2 separate regions of the Homo sapiens genome follow, and region 2 is linked to region 1. Evidence: read pairs that join two places in POLR2A ChIA-PET (ENCODE). Cell type or tissue: A673. All regions are shown on one strand.

What was found. Peaks named below come from ENCODE experiments on the same cell type or tissue, not always from the same donor. Only the 100,000 strongest peaks of a DNase experiment are listed, where the experiment ranks them.
Region 2: POLR2A ChIA-PET joins it to region 1 with 15 read pairs; 2 of 35 experiments call an interaction of 5 or more read pairs at or near these places.

Annotation. Positions count from the first base shown.
Region 1 is chr3:195,891,126-195,899,125 of GRCh38, reverse strand. All of the region lies in intron 1 of TNK2 (tyrosine kinase non receptor 2), which reads left to right. Among named protein-coding and RNA genes, the nearest start is that of MIR6829, 13 kb to the right of the region's middle. RefSeq lists enhancers at 1-395, 1,225-2,024, 2,662-2,881 and silencers at 3,022-3,301, 3,512-3,571. In A673, CTCF peaks have their summits at 4,126 and 4,325 (motif pointing right); DNase peaks (open chromatin) are centred at 2,975 and 4,345; H3K4me3 peaks cover 2,202 bases; H3K27ac peaks cover 2,068 bases.
Region 2 is chr3:196,184,621-196,192,620 of GRCh38, reverse strand. No RefSeq gene overlaps it. Among named protein-coding and RNA genes, the nearest start is that of ZDHHC19, 23 kb to the left of the region's middle. RefSeq lists enhancers at 1-157, 113-182, 1,143-1,761, 4,858-5,476, 5,477-6,096. In A673, a CTCF peak has its summit at 527; no DNase peak of the experiment used is centred here.

The sequences.
Region 1 (8,000 bases):
CATTAAAATTATTTTTTTATTATTTATTTATTGAGACGGAGTCTCTCTGTCGCCCAGGCTGGAGTGCAGTGGTACGATCTTGGCTCACTGCAACCTCCGCCTCCCGGGTTCACGCCATTCTCCTGCCTCAGCCTCCCGAGTAGCTGGGACTGCAGGTGCCCGCCACCACGCCCGGCTAATTTTTATATTTTTTAGTAGAGATGGGGTTTCACCATATTGGCCAGGCTGGTCTCGAACTCCTGACCTCAGGTGATCCGCCTGCCTTGGCCTCCCAAAGTGCTGGGATTACAGACGTGAGCCACCGGGCCCAGCCGCAGACATTAAAATTAAAGGGCATCCGGACATGGTGGCTGGTGCTTGTCATCCCAGCTACTCAGGAGGCTGAGGTGGGAGGGTCACTTGAGCCCAGGAGTTCAAAATTAAAATGAGCCATGGTCACACCACTGCACTCCAGCCTGGGCAACAGAGCAAGACCCAGTCTCTTAAAAACAAAAAACAAGAAGAACCCCAGAGTATGTCTAGGGAAGGGCAAACACTTGGCTTGGCTGGGACATAGAGACATTTGAAGGGAATGCTAAGAGAGAGAGGTGGGGAACTAGGTGAGGAGTGCAGCCCAGAGGGCGTGCGTGCCAGCCAGGATTGGGCCCTCGAGGACTGAGGGAAGGGCCCATAGTAACAGCAGGCAGCCAGGTGCCGTGGTGGACTCTTCATGACAGTTTTATGATGGGGATTCCATTTTTCCCCTCTTTACAGATGAGGAAATTGAGGCTTAGAGGTTGTTTGCTCAAAAGTTGCCCAGCTGGAGCGTGATGGAGTCAGGATTTCAGCCCCCATCTGCCTGACTCCTGATCTCATTGTCACCGTTGGGAGGAAGTCTGAGGCGGTTGAAGCAGCCCGACCGGTGTGTCTGGTGGAGAAGGTGGAGGACGGAGGAGGAGTCTTGGTTGGGGGTCCGTGGTGGGGTGTGGTTTCTACCTCGGGTGGCTAGTGTTGGCTTGTGATGTTTTCAGCGGGATACAGGAGCGCAGAAGCAGAGTTTAAGGGGTGATGCTGAGCCCAGTTTGGATATGCAATGTGTGGTACCTGTGCAGCCTCCTGGTGGAGCTGCCCTGTAAATGTCTGGAAATGCGGGTCTGGAGCCACAGGAATTCAGGAATGGAGATAGCACAAGGTGGTAATAGGAGTCCCTGGAGGCATAGGTGACCCCAGGGAGCACAGCATCAGTGGAGAATAGAAGGAAACATGAGTTCAAAAGTCTTAGGAAATACCAACAGTTAAGAAGCTGGGGGCGGGGGGTGGGGGGGGGGTGGGGGGGTGAGGGGGTGGGCAGGCGCAGTGGCTCATGCCTGTAATCCCAGCACTTTGAGAGAGCAAGGCTGGTAGAATGCTTGAGCCCAGGAGTTTGAGACCAACCTGGGCAACATGACGAAACCTCATCTCTACAAAAAATACAAAAATTAGCTGGGTGTGATAGTGCACGCCTGTAATCCCAGCTACTCAGGAGATGGAGGCAGGAGGATTGCTTGAGCCTGCGAGGCAGAGGTTGCAGTGAGCCAAGATCGCACCACTGCACTCCAGTCTAGGGCACAGTGAGATCCTATCTCAAACAAACAAACAAAAAACATGTGGGGTGAAGAGGCTTCAGGGCTGGACCATGGGCCTAGCACTGCCAGCAGACACAGCCTTGCCTGCCCTCAGGACCTCAGCTGCCAGGCCCCCCTGGGAGGGAGTGGGCCCCCGTGTCCTGGAGATGGAGAGACTATGGACAGTCATGGCGTGTGTCTGAATCACTCCCTTTTCTTTCTTGGGCCCTGGCCAGCCTCCTCCCCAGACCAGTGTGATGTCAGGCCCAGCCGACCTGAAGGTGCAGGGTTGCCTGGTGCAGGTTCCTCTGGGATGAGGTTCTGAGGGCACCCAGCCTGGCCTTGCTCCAGAAGCCTGGGCTCTGCGCACAGAGGGGTGAGTTAAGGCTGACTAAACTTGGTGGGGCTGACATGTGGAAGCAAGATAATCCTCTGGCTGGGGGAGGAGCTGTAAGCCCCCCTCTCCTCATCAGTATGTTCTTTTTTCCTTCAGGGCTTGGAGAAGAGGTAGGTGGAGGTGGGAGAGGGCGGGCTGGGAGGTAGGGTTGGCATATATTCCTGAGAATACGGTAGATTGTTTTGGAAAAATCCTCTTGGCCGGAAATTGCCTGTCATGTCTGCGCCTTGGTGTGGATTTGTCACTTCGCATGCAGTTGGAGAGGCTGGAGAGGGGAATGGACAGCAGAGCTGGGCTGGTTTCCAGCCTCTTGTTTCCTTTAGCTCTGCAGAGTGGAGATATAAAGAGACAAGTGAAGAGCAGAGGGGGTGTACACGTGGGGTGGATTCTCGAACTCCTAGAGGTAGTTTAGATCCTGTGGATGTCTTACGATAGGATGGTACTAGGACGCCAGAGATTTACAGGGGGAGGTGAGGCAGGGAGAAAGCAGGAAAGGGCACTGGTTTGGATCAGATCCTTTATCCAGCCAGGGCAAGAAGGGAGGGGCCTGGTATTTTCTGCCTTGCCTTCTACAGTCTCCCGGCTTTGCAGCTACTCCCAAGACTAGTATGTGCCTTTAGCTGCAGTAAGATGCCGAGGAGCTTCTGTACAGCATAGAAGCAGGCGTTCGGGGGCCTCGCCGGCAGTCATCCACCTACCCTGGTGTGCTTGGGGTGTGGAAGGGGCTGTGTGAGGAGAGTGGGCCGTAGAGGGAGCCTCACCTAGTGACCTTCCAGGGTCTGGCTCAGCCTTGACGCTGCGTGGGGAGGAGAGGTCACAGCATCTGTCTCTCCTCTGCCCCAACCCAGGGAAGGTGCCCTGAGCTCAGCCCTAAATACCTGGTACTAAAGAGTCAGTGGCTGCTTCAGATGCCACCAGAATGAGAAGCGGTGCCTTGGGGCCCCGGGGGAGAGGAAGAGCCTCTGCCCTGGGACTTCCTGTGCCGGCGATGGCCTCGCGCCAGTGCTGGGCGCGGCACCCCCGCGTGGGCCTGTGTTGGGCGGCTTTTGAGCAGGAGTCCGGGCCCTCGTGTCACCGCTCTGAAGTCAAGGAGGTCAGTGCGTGCCCAGCGCACAGCGCGTGCGGCGTTGCGGGAGTGGCGCGCGGGGAACCGGCCGCGGGGGCCTCGGGGCGGGGGCGTGGCCTGCGCGGGAGGCGGGCGCTGGGAGGCGGCGCGGAGCCGGCTGAGCGCAGGGCCGAGCTGCGGGGCAGGTGGGCGCCCGGCGTTCTGGGAGCAGAGTGGCCGCCGGGGCAGGCTGGGGGCGGGGTGGGCTGCAGCCCCGGGATGCCTCGGAGGAGGGGGTCTCAGATGGAGTCGGACGGAGGCCCCTCTGCTGTGGGCTTCTCGGATGGCCCCTTACCGTGAATACGGGGGACTCGTGAATCCCCAAGGCCCCAGTTGGTGGCTCTGGGGCCCTGGAGGCGGGCTGAGGGCTGAGTGGAGCCCGGTTCCGCGGCCGGCGAAGGCAGAGCCCCGGCTCTCGGTGGGGGTCAGCCCGGGGCTGGCACAGCTGGCTCACTGGGAGAGGGTGGGAGCCGCGCCCCGGAGAGGAGGAACGGAGCTGGGACGGGCTGCAGGAGGGAATGGCCGCAGGCCGGCAGGAGGAGGGGCGCGACCACCCGGCCGCCGGCCGATGGCGGATGAGGCTATGGGGGCTGAGACGCAGTAGCGGCCCTGCACTTCTGGAGGATGCTCGAGGCCCGGCCCCCCAGGACGCAGGGCAGTGACGCTGCCGGTGCCGCTGCGGGGCGGGGGCTGCGGGCGCTGCTTCTCTCCCTGACCGCAGCCGCTGGGATTTGGGGCTCCATGGGGGAGAGATCTGCTTACCAGCGCCTGGCTGGGGGCGAGGAGGGACCGCAGGTAATGGGGAAGGCTAGGGGATAGCCAGATACCTGGGCCCCAGACCCCTTCGTCTGCTGTGAGCCGGGCTCAGCCCTGCCCCCTGCGGCGGCCTCAGGAGTGAGAGTGTCTGCTCCTGGGCCAGGGGACAGAGAGCGGTGTGTTTATGTGGGTGTGGCGGTGGTGACTTAGTGATGCTGGCATCTGCCTGTGTGTGCATGGATCCCCTGGGACCCCAAAAAGCTGCCCGTTGGGCTTTCTTCCATGCCCCAAGGGAGTCCAGGAAGTACTGCTAGGATTGGGGTTCAGTCTTTTAGGAGAACTGAGTCTGTATGTCCTGGGCATTCCCGTTTACTAGGCTTCTGAATATGAATATCAAGCCAGATGTCCTTGTTTGCTTTTGAAAATATGGTCACGGTGTTGATGGATGGGGTAGCTTCCCTTCCCCTTGGAGAGAACGCACTTCCTCTCCCGACCGGCAGAGGGCAGTAGCTGACAGGAGAAAGGGGGACTCGGTAGGAGCGTTGGGGCTTAAGGTCGGGCTGTTTTCCTGGGCGAGGAGAAAGGGGGCCGGGCCGGGCCGGGCGCGGTGGCTCACGCCTGTCATCTCAGCACTTTGGGAGGCCGAGGCGGGCAGATCACCTGAGACGAGGACGCTGAGGTCAGGAATTCGGGACCAGCCTGGCCAACATGGCGGAAAAAAAAAAAATAGCTGGGCACGGTGGCGGGGGCCTGTAATCCCAGCTACTCGGGAGGCTGAGGCAGGAGAATCACTTGAACCCGGGATCGCGCCACTGCACTCAAGCCTGGGCGATAGAGCAAGACTCTCAAAAAAAAAAAGGGGGTGGGGGTTCCAGGAGCCGGCCTGGCGCTGACCCACACATACTTTGCTTCTTCCCGCAGCTGGATTACTGGGCCAGTTACAGGTCTTGTTCTTACTGGACATCCAAGGTCAGGCATGGGGTTCTGGTGACTTTGAGACACATATTTCTGGGGACGCTAGAGTTTTTAATCTGGCCATTCTGATCCAGCAGACCCATTTTGAAATAGAGGGAATAACCCTGCTTAAATTGTTCCCCGGCCCCCGGTCCCTGGGTCTCCTTCCAGGTGTGCTTGGTGCCAGGGTAAGGCTGTAGGCTTCTCTGATGCAAGGGCACAGTCAGCCAAGGTTTGGGGAAAAGTCAGCTCCAGTGTAACGCAGGCCTGATCTTGTCCACCTGACCTCAGCCCCCACTCCATCCACACCTGCCATCTCCACAAGCTTTGTGGGCTGGATGGCAGGGGGATGAGGAAGAGGGACTGAAGTTGGGGGTGTCCTTCTCCCCACCTCCTGGAGTTAGACCAGGAAATGGCTGTCCCTTTTGGCATCATCAGGGAGGTCAAGTGCTGGGAGAGGCCCTGGGAAGGGAGCCTGGGATGCTGAGTCCCCAAAGCCCTGCTCCCCAGCTGCCCACCCCTCCAGCCAGCTGAGGCTCCCTGAGCTGGTGGCCAGCTGGACAGGGACAAGAGAGCAGTGTGCAAGAAACAGGGGCTCCCTAGGCATGGCTCAGCAGGGAGGGGGGTGCCTGGGGAGCTGGAGAGGGCTTCCTGCAGCTGTCAGGTGTGTCTGGGGGCCGTAGCGAGGGGGGTGTAAGAGCAGCTGGCACCCTTTGAGGAGGGCCAGAGAGATCATTTGTCAGTTCTAGAAACATGAGGGCCCCACGGGGGCTTGATGGAGTGTCTCTAGGCCCCTTAATCTGAGGCCGTGGTCTGTGTCAGGGGTTATACAGGAGACATCCTACAGCTTTGGGGTGGGGGCGTCCCAGCAGGAGTCTCAGGGCATATTTGTTTGTTTTGAGCGGGTTTGGGAACTTGGCCACCTGGTCTGAGTAGGAGGCACCCTGGGTGTTTGGGCAGCAGACAGGGCCACCCCAGGGGAGGGGGTGAGGATCCTCACCCCACCCTACCCTTGCTCTTGGCTGGACTGCCCCACTCTGGCAGGCTGCCGGCCGCCTATTTCCGTCGGGCACCAGGGTAACAGGGCCACATCAGGGTCTGAGCCAGGAGACACCCAGCCAAGGCTGGGACTCGGGGGTGGGGGAGGGTCTCTGAGGAGTCATCGCAGGGCCCAGCGGAGCCTCTGGGGTCCAAGCCTCCCACTCAGGCTGTGTGTTAGTCCCCACGTCCCCACACAGGTCCATGAGGGAGTCCACAGCCCTGCTTCATACGTGCTGTTTGAGTCACATAGCCGCCACCCTAAAGTCCCAGGAGTTGTCTGCAACTGTGAGGGCTGGGGTAGAAGCCAGAGACAGGAGCTTTGTGTATGGGGAGGCAGGGGGGCCAGCGCGGGTGGCTGGGAGGAAGAGTCCCCCCCATTCCTGCCGCCCTCTTGGCAGTGATTCAGAAAGGTCCTTTTTCAGCCAGTGTCAGAGCTGCTCAGCTGGGGAGGGAGGGAGAGAGGGAGAGAGAGAGGCAGGCAAGAGGGAGGGCGGCCGGGCGGGCAGTTGGGTGGGGAAGCCGGGGAGTAGGGCTGGACTGTGACCACTGCCCTGGAGAGAAGACAGAAACAGGACAGAGGATCCCGGCTGCAGCCAGCGTGAGGAAAGCTCTGCTCCCTGCCAGACCGGCCAGCTGTGGAAACCCAGCGGGGCTTGCAGCAGAGCGGAGGGGCCCACCCCGTTCTTCCTCATTTCCCACCCCTGGTGTGGGATTTGGGGGGCTCCTGGGCAGAGTGCGAAGCTCCGGAGCCGAGGCCACTGGATCCCCAGTGACTGCTCGGGGGGGTCCCGCTGCGTGGAGATGCCGGCAGCACGTCGGTTCCCTGGCCTGGAGCTCTCCTTCCCTCTCCTGGCCAGACTGCGGCGACGCCTGTACACAGTGAGTGGGGGGCAGGGGCTGGACTGCTGGGGACTGGTTGGGCTCCTCAGCACCAGCACTTGACTGAGAGGCAGAAAGCAAGACTGGGAGCGGCTGAGGGACCCCGCCAGTGAGGGCTTGACGGGGAGTCCGGGCCAAGTGGCCTCTCCTGCGGCTGCTGCATTCCTTCTTCTTGGCCTGTGTGTTTGCACGCCGGCCACAGAGTAGTGACGGACACAGGTGTGCAGACTCCATGAGGTGCGGGGGCCAGGACCATGCAGAATTGGAGAGTGTTTGAACTCTGGAGGAGCTGCAGCCATGCCCTGTGCTGCACAAAGAACCTTGGGCTGGAGGGGGACTTAGAGGGGAGGCGGACCCCTGCGGAGTCACCCTGGACTGAGACCCTGACCGCTTGCCTCACCAGCATCCCGGAGTTCCTTCCCGTCCTCCCACATGCATCCCCTGTGCAGAGCTGCGCTGTTGCTGGGTCAGGGAGCATGGAGTGCACAGCTGAACAGAGGTGCATTAGCTGGTGTTTCAGGGAGAGGGAACAGGCCGGGCTGTGCTTTCTGAAGAGCTTCAGGGGAGGGGCCTCTGGGTCTCCCCCAGCCCTGACCACCCCGGGCATGGCTTTGAGCTGTTTTCAGGAGCCTAGAGGAGGGGGCCTGGATCCTTGGGAGTTGGTGGTGGGAAAAAGAAGAGGAGCCCTGGAGACTGCTCTCCCTGCGGGAGACTAGGAGCCTCCATCCTGAGGCTGAGCCCTGGAGGGGGGGGGTCACTTTGCTCCAGGGACAGGGCAGCGGTGGCCGTGGCCGGGTGGAGAGGAGACGCTGCCTAGGCCCGTGACTCCTAGTGTGCCTCTGGGCTTGCTTCCGGAAAGCCACGACGCCTGGTCCTCTTAAACCCCACGCCTCTTGTTTTGTAAACAGATGATTTTGTTGAGGATAAATGAATACAGCTTAATACTTAGAACTGTTCCTCGCATATAGTAAGTGCAGTTGAAGTGTTAGATTTTATTTTATTTTGAGATGGAGTTTTGCTCTTGTTGCCCAGGCTGGAGTGCAATGGCACGATCTTGGCTCACCACAGCCTCCGCCTCCCGGGTTCAAGTGATTCTCCTGCCTCAGCCTCCTGAGTAGCTGAGATTACAGGCATGTGCCACCAGGCCCGGCTAATTTTCTATTTTCAGTAGAGATGGGGTTTCTCCATGTTGGTCAGGCTGGTCTCGAACTCAGGTGATCCGCCCACCTCAGCCTAAGTGCTGGGATTACAGCTGTGAGCCACTGTGCTTGGCCTAGATGTTATT
Region 2 (8,000 bases), 290 kb before region 1:
CCCTGGTCTGGGCATGGAAACCCAGGGCACTGTCCACCAGGCTGGAGGCGGGGCCCGCACAGGGCACCTTCGTCTGCCTCTCCCTGGGGCTTCCGCCTCCCACCTGGGCACCCACTTTCCCAGCAGCTTTCTGCTTGGGGAAGTTCTGCTGCTGAAACTGGGGATTCCCAAAGTGGAAGGGGCCCTGCTGAACAGCCAGCCACCTCCCTCACTTCTCAGCAAGAAGAAAACCAAGGCGGTGGGGGACGCAAGGCGGGGCTTCCCCAAGATCACACAGCTGAGCAGAGGCCAGGCCAGGGGGTCCCTGATCTGCCACCTGAGTCCTGGGCCCTTCCTGCCACCCCACGGAGAGGAGACGCCTGGGTCAGAGGCCCGGCCTGTCAACAGGAAGGGCACGTTCTTCCTCCTAAAGGCCTAGTGATCTGACTCCAGTGTAGCAATGACAGCAATGACAACACAGTTGAATGCTAATGGAGGTCCAGGCCTGGGGAAGCACTCGGCCTGCGTTTGCTCACTTAGTCCTCAGCCTCCTGAATGAGGCGCTGCTGTTACTCTTGTGGGTGTCTCGGGCCTGCAAAGACCAGGTGTGCTGGGCTGGGGGCTTCAGGACTACTGTTTTTTATTTTTATTTTTTTATTTTTTTGAGACGGAGTCTCGCTCTGTCGCCCAGGCTGGAGTGCGGTGGTGCGATCTCGGCTCACTGCAGCCTCTGCCTCCCGGGTTCACGCCATTCTCCTGCCTCGGCCTCCCGAGTAGCTGGGACTACAGGCGCCCGCCACCACGCCCGGACAATCTTTTGTATTTTTAGTAGAGACGGGGTTTCACCGTGTTGGCCAGGATGGTCTCGATCTCCTGACCTCGTGATCCACCCGCCTCGGCCTCCCAAAGTGCTGGGATTACAGGCGTGAGCCGCCGCGCCCGGCCCATTCAGAGCTACTCTTGCACTGATCTCCTGCGATTCCTTGACTGAGTGACCAGGGAGGAAGGTCCATGGTCTGAGGACAAGTCCTGAGGTGAACAGGGCTCCAGGCAGGATTTATTCCATGGCCCATTAGTATCCTTTGGCTGAACCTGAGTCATGCTGAACCTCATCTGTCCCCGAGTAGTGGTGGAGGCATGAGGTCAGCAAGTGAAAGCACTGACCCCTGGGCAGGGCCCTGGGCTGTCTGGGCTGGGAGACTCCCCCAGTCAGATTTAGCTCCTAGATGCCTGTTCCTCAGCCCCTAATGGGAGTGGAAAGATCCCTCCTGCCTGCCTTTTCCTGGCAGGGCAGTAAGCGGCTGTGTAGGGAGCACAGGCCGGGCATCCGGAGAGCTGGGTGGACAGGTGGCTCTGCTGCCAGCTGGATGTGTGGCCCTGGATGAAGCCCCGACCTCTCAGAGCTGCTCCGATCTCAACGTGAAGTTGAAACCAAACTCCATGCCCGGCCGACCTCACAGTGCGCTTGTAGGATCAGAAGGGTACATGATGGGCCGGGCATGGTGGCTCATGCCTGTAATCCCAGCGCTTTGGGAGGCCGAGGTGGGCGGATCACCTGAGGTCAGGAGTTCAAGACCAGCCCGGCCAACATAGCGAAACCCTGTCTCTACAAAAAATACAAAAATTAGCCGGGTGTGGTGGCGCACACCTGTAGTCCCAGAGGCTGAGGCAGGAGAATTCCTTGAGATACGGAAGTGGAGGTTGCCGTGAGCCAAGATCGCGTCATTACACTCCAGCCTGGGCGACAGAAGAAGAAAGAAGAAGAAGAAGAGGAGGAGGAGGAAAAAGAAGAAGAAGAAAAGACGAAAAAGAAGAAGAAAAAGAAGAAAAAGAAGGGAGAACCTTCATGGACTTGTATTCCTTTTCTTAGGCCAGGTCCAGGTGGGTGTGCGGTGGTTGTAAAGGAAACAGTGAGAGGGTCTGACTCAGGCGTGGGGACCTGGAGGGAGAAATTCCCTTTCTCTTCTGTCTCCATTTTCTCTCCTTGGGCCCTGAGCCTTTTGCAGGCTCTGAATTTAGATTATCTGGGGGGTGGGGGTGGTGGCTCATGCCTGTAGTCCCAGCACTTTGGGAGGCCGAGGCAAGTGGGTCATGTGAGTCCAGGAGTTCGAGACTAGCCTGGGCAATATATTGAGACCCTGTCCCTATATAATAAAATAAAAAATTAAATTAAACAGGGCATTGGGAAATGGTCAAGTCCGAGGATGGGCCACCTCATTCTGACTCCCAGGCAGACGGCCCGGCTCACCTTTCTTGGGTGACCTTCTCAGCTCCCTCTCTTCCCCACCAAGTATCTATCCCTAGGGGAAGGAGCTGGCCAGACTTGGATTTGGGGCAGAGATGGGGCCCCCTCTGCTCCCAGCTGGCGGCATAGTCTGTTAGCCACCCACAGCCCCCGGCCTCAGAGTGCCCTGGAGTAGAAGCCTCTGGAAGGCCTCAAGGCCTGGTGGTGCCCAGCTCACTCTGAGCCTTTGGTGGGGGCCTGGGCTGCTGGCCCAGCTTGGCCAGGAAGCTCCGGCTGCCTTGCGCCCAATCCAGGCCAGAGAGTAAAGGGGGTTTGTTCCTGAAGCGGAGACCAGAAGTAGGCACACACAGCGCTCTTTGCTTTGGAGTAGAAGACTTTAAAGATTTGTTTTCTTTAAACATCCTGCTGCAGGAAAGAGAAGCTGAAAACCAAACATTCCTAAAACATGGATTTCAGGAGCAATTTGTTTGGTTTCCGTCCCACCCTGTTTCTGCTCAGGGGGGTGTCAGGCACTTGTCCCTGAGGTTGGGTGGAGGGTCCACGCCCTTCCAGGCTCACCCGTCCAGCCTCGGCAGCAGGTCTCCTCCGGCACCAGATCTAGCCTGAGGGCCCCTGGTCGTGGCCCGGCCCTGAGCTTGGTCCCAGGGGAGGGTTTGTACGCATCCACGTCAAGGGAAAAAGGAGGCCACTTTTCCTTTACATTAGCTGCACCTGGCACTGTTGACCACACCCTCTTTCTTGAAACCTCTTTTACTCTGGCCTGAGGAATCAGACATACTTCTTTTGTTGTTATTGCTGTTTTTGAGACAGAGTCTCGCTCTGTCACCCTGGCTGGAGTGCGGTGGCGCGATCTCGGCTCACTGCAGCCTCCGCCTCCCGGGTTCAAGCGATTCTCCTGCCTCAGCCTTCTGAGTTGCTGGGATTACAGGCGCCCGCCACCACACCCGGCTAATTTTTGTATTTTAAGTAGAGACGGGTTTTCACCATGTTGGCCAGGCTGCTCTTGAACTCCTGACCTCAGGTGATCCGCCCGCCTCGGACTTCCAAAGTGCTGGGATTACAGGCGTGAGCCACCGCACCCTGCCAAGGGATCAGACACACTTCTGACCCTCCTGACTCTTGGCTGCTCTTCCCCTCAGCCCCTACCATGAATCTTCTAGGTCCGTCCTTGGTCCTCATGCTCCTGCTACTGGGGAACCAGTGAGGTTCAGCATGACTCAACCTGCTTTTGGAGAAGTCACTCATTCCCTTGGCTTCAGCAGTGCTGGGCCTGCCAAGCCTCCATCTCCAGGCCCTCGGGCCCTCCCAGCAGCCCAGGCCTTGTGCCTTCATTTTCTATGATTGAATTTGAATTATTCCCTGGGGGCTCCCAGGTGTTTAATGTCTTTCCACGTCCCAATACCGGGAGAGAGGAAGCAAAGGTGAGAGGAGCCACAGAGAAGGAGGAACACCTGCTTGTGTGCAGGCAGTTGAGCAGGGCGGGGGGCCCTGGCTTCACAGGGAGGGTATCTGGGTGCCCCAGACCCGTCCCAAGCTTGGGGCTGGGATAAAAAATTCCAAAGGGCTGGGCGTGGTGGCTCACGCCTGTAATCCCAGCACTTTGGGAGGCCAAGGCGGGCGGATCCCCTGAGGTCAGGAGTTCGAGACCAGCCTGGCCAACATGGTGAAACCCCGTCTCTACTAAAGATACAAAAATTAGCCGGGCGTGGTGGCACGTGCCTGTAGTCCCAGCTACTTGGGAGGCTGAGGCAGGAGAATCGCTTGGACCCAGGAGGCAGAGGTTGAGCCAAAATTACACTACTATACTCCAGCCTGGGCAACAGAGTGAGACTCCATCTGGAAAAAAAAAAAAAAAAGTCCAAAGTGTGCCCCAAAGCTAGCCCCAACCAAGAGCGGGGCAGGAATTAGAGGGGCCCTCAAGCAGCCTCACTGGCCTCCTTGCCCCTGGGTGCCCTGATCCAGTGGTCCTGGTAGGAGGGTCCTAGGGGAGGGGGCGTTGAGAGGTGCTGGCATCCAGGGAGGAGCTGGTAATAAGATTGGGGCCTGAATGGGATGATAGAAATAAGAATTCACCTGTTCACACATTTAACAAACACTAAGTAGCCACACCATATCCAAGAGGCAAGGAAATAACTTTTTAAAGAGAATGTATTCATGCATAGTATAATTAGGTATTAATTTAAAATTACAGCCAGGCACAATGGCTCACACCTGTGATCCCAGCACTTTGGGAAGCCGAGATGAAAGGATTGCTTGAGCCCAGGAGTTTGAGACCTGCCTGGGCAACACAGTGGCTCGCCCTATCTCTACAAAAAAATAGAAAAAAGTTAGCCAGGCATGGGGATGCACACCTATAGTCCCAGCTATTCAGGAGGCTGAGGGGGGAGGATCACTTGAGCCCAGGAAGTAGAGGCTGCAGTGAGCTTTAATTTCGCCACTACACTCCAGCCTGGACAACAGAACGAAACCCCGTCTCAAAAATAAAATGAAAAAATAAAAAAAATAAAATAGAATTGCATGTAGGCTGGGTGCAGTGGCTCACACCTGCAATCCCAACTCTTTGGGAGGCTGAGGTGGGAGGATCATTTGAGCAAGGGAATTTTAAAGCAGCCTGGGCTTTGTTGTGAGCAAGACCCCATTTCTACAAAAAATCATATTAGCTAAGTATGGTGGCACATGCCTGCCTGTAGTAGTCCCAGCTACTTGGGAGGCTGAGGCAGGAGAATCGCTTGAGCCCAGGAGGTGGAGGTTGCAGTGAGCCATGATCATGCCACTGCACTCCAGCCTGGCTGACAGAGTGAGACCCTGTTTCAAAAAAAATAAAATAAAATAAAAATAAAACATTTTAAAATAAAATTGCATATATGTATTTTTAAAAGACTAGAGGCAAATTCATCAAATGCTCTTGGTGGCCGAGCGAGCGTTTTCCCGTTGGGGGGTCCTGGCTGTGGGTCTGGGTGGCAGGTCCCCTGCATTCTGGGCCCAGCTTCCCCTGCCTCGCCACGTGACTACAAAAAGCCCTTTTCCTCTGTGGGCCTGTTTCCTTATGTGTAAAATGAAAGCATGGAACCAGAAGATCTACGGCTCTTTCCAGCTCTGAGTTACACGAGGATACTCGGGACTAAGGATTTACACAGAGCTGCACTGGCATGGCGGGGACTGCCCATCCCGCTGCGGGCCTTGCCACTCACACCCTTAATACGACCACAGCCCCTCTCCTGGCAGGCTCCACGGAGGGGAGGAAGCGGCCGCCTGCCACCTGCCCAGCTGTCAGGCTCTGATCTCAAATTAGAATTAGGCCTCTCATCTCTGCTCTGTTTTGAATCTGAGAGGCCTCCCCCGCCCTTCAGCTGCAGCCTTGTGACCAGGAACAGAGCATTCTCTGCGGCCTGGAGGTCTTCATCAGGGAAGGGGGAAGCCACCCAGGCAGGCGGCTTGTATTGATTACATGTGTCCCCGCCCCTACGCCCCGAAGCCAGACACTGTGCTTGTGAGTTGTTACCTAGGTGATATTCATTCTCCGCTGCATCCCTGGGCAGGAAGCGGGATGCTCGCCTCTGTGGCAGGCGGAGGAGGTGAGGCTCAGCGAGGAGAAGGACACGGGGACGGCTGCAGGGTGGGAACCAGCTCTCTCTGCATCGCAGTTGAGAGCAGCTGGAGCTCATTGTCTCTCCCAAGGACCGAGGGGGATTTCCAGCTGCTGAGCTGCTTGCCAGGGACTTGCTTTTTTCTTTCACAGCTTCCCTGTTTGGTCTGCAAATTCTGTCCTTTTTTCCCCAAGCCTGGTCCCAACTAGGTGATGCCTCCTCCCCTCTTTTTTCTTCTTTAAATTCCAGAACAGGAGAGTGGGGGCAATTCTGTCCATTCTTCCATCCGGCCTCAGATTTTCAGGCAGGTATTCAAGATATTAAATAAAAAGTCAGCCGGATGCAGTGGCTCACACCTGTAATCCCAGCACTTTGGGAGGCCAAGGCAGGTGGACCATTTAAGGCCAGGAGCTTGAGACCAGCTTGGCCAACATGGTGAAACCCTGTCTCTGCTAAAAGTACAAAAATTAGCCGGGCGTCGTGACAGGTGCTTGTAGTCCCAGCTGCTTGGGAGGCTGAGGCAGGAGAATCGCTTGAACCTGGGAGGTGGAGGTTGCAGTGAGCCGAGATCGTGCCACTGTGCTCCAGCCTGGGTGACAGAGCAAGACTCTGTCTCAAAAAAAAAAAAAGTAATTTCTTATCAAATGCTATTGCTTTTCTATTTTGACCATTGATGTTGTAATAATATTTGTCAGCTGTTCATTACACTTGTTCAGAAATTCTGGAGTGTTGTGGGTTAACTGGCCCTTGATGGACAAGCCCCAATATCTAAATAAAATAACATTGTTGCAGTGGGAAAATGTGTTTTGACTATACCTTGGAATATAACTTAGTTGGAAATTGGGGCTGCCATAATTTTTACATTTTTAAAATTTTTTTATATTTTTGAGATAGAGTTTCCCTTTGTTGCCCAGGCTGGAGTGCAGTGGCATGATCTCGGCTCACTGCAACCTCCACCTCCCAGGTTCAAGCGATTCTCCTGCCTCAGCCTCCCGAGTAGCTGGAATTACAGGCGTCTGCCACCACGTCCGGCTAATTTCTTGTATTTTTAGTAGAGATGGGGTTTCACCATGTTGGCCAGGCTGGTCTCGAACTCCTGACCTCAGGTGACCCGTCTGCCTCTGCCTCCCAAAGTGCTGGGATTACAGGCGTGAGCCACCACACCTGGCCTTAATTCTTAACAAATTCAAATCAGCTACATCTTGGGTAGGATTCTTCCCCTTGTTTACCTGGCCAGTAGTCCGCAGCTTACGGGCTGTCCCAGGCATGAAGTGGGGTAAGGTCTGGGGCTGTGGCAGTGCATGAGAGGTGCTCAGTAATACCCCCTTGCTGCCCCCCACCCCGGACTGTGCTGAGCGCTCATGTCTCAGTCTTGAAACCCCAGTTTCCTCATCTGTGAACTAGGGTGACTGTCCTGGAGTTGCCTTGCCTGCCTCCTAGGAGGGCTGGGAGATACTGAGCAGGGAGTGGGAAGGACTTTCTATGCTGAAGACACAGAGTACAATTTACTAAACACAGGGCCCACAGCTCCTCTGGATTAATCTGTTTTCGAAGAGAGATGTCTCCAGCCCCCAAGTCCTGGAATCTTTGTAGAGGGTCAGCTCTGAGCTCATGGAGCCAGACCCTGCCCACCCAGCTCTAGAGGCTGCAGTTGCAGTGAGAAACGAATCCGCCCTCACCTCCTTCGCCTGCAGCCAGCCCCCCAGCACTCCGGTCTCAGGTGCTGGCGGGCGGGAGGTGAGGGCTGTGACGGTGGCACGAACGTGGCACTCCCGGGTGAGCGAACGCCACTTTGCTTCGGGTCCTAGGGTTCCTTGTCCCTGGTGTTCCTCCCTTTGTCTCCTGTACTCTGGGGGTGGAGGGCCTTGATCCTGGCTTCCCAGGTGGCTGGTGACTCCCCTAGGATGGACGTTTCCCATGGCCTGCAGTCACCACCCACCTACCTTGGACAGGGGCAGGTGCAGGGCTGCCCCTCTGCTATGCGGGGTTTCCAGTGCATAATAGCCTCTGGCCATGGCCTGGCAGCCGCCCCCCACCCCATTCCCCGCCCAGAGGACTTTCTATTTTAATAGTTAAGCATTTATTTAATGAGTATTAGGAAAAAATAGAGCTAACTCAAAAGAGGCCTGGACTAGAATGGAAGGATTTGGAGACAGTTTATTTATTTATTTATTTATTTATTTATTTAT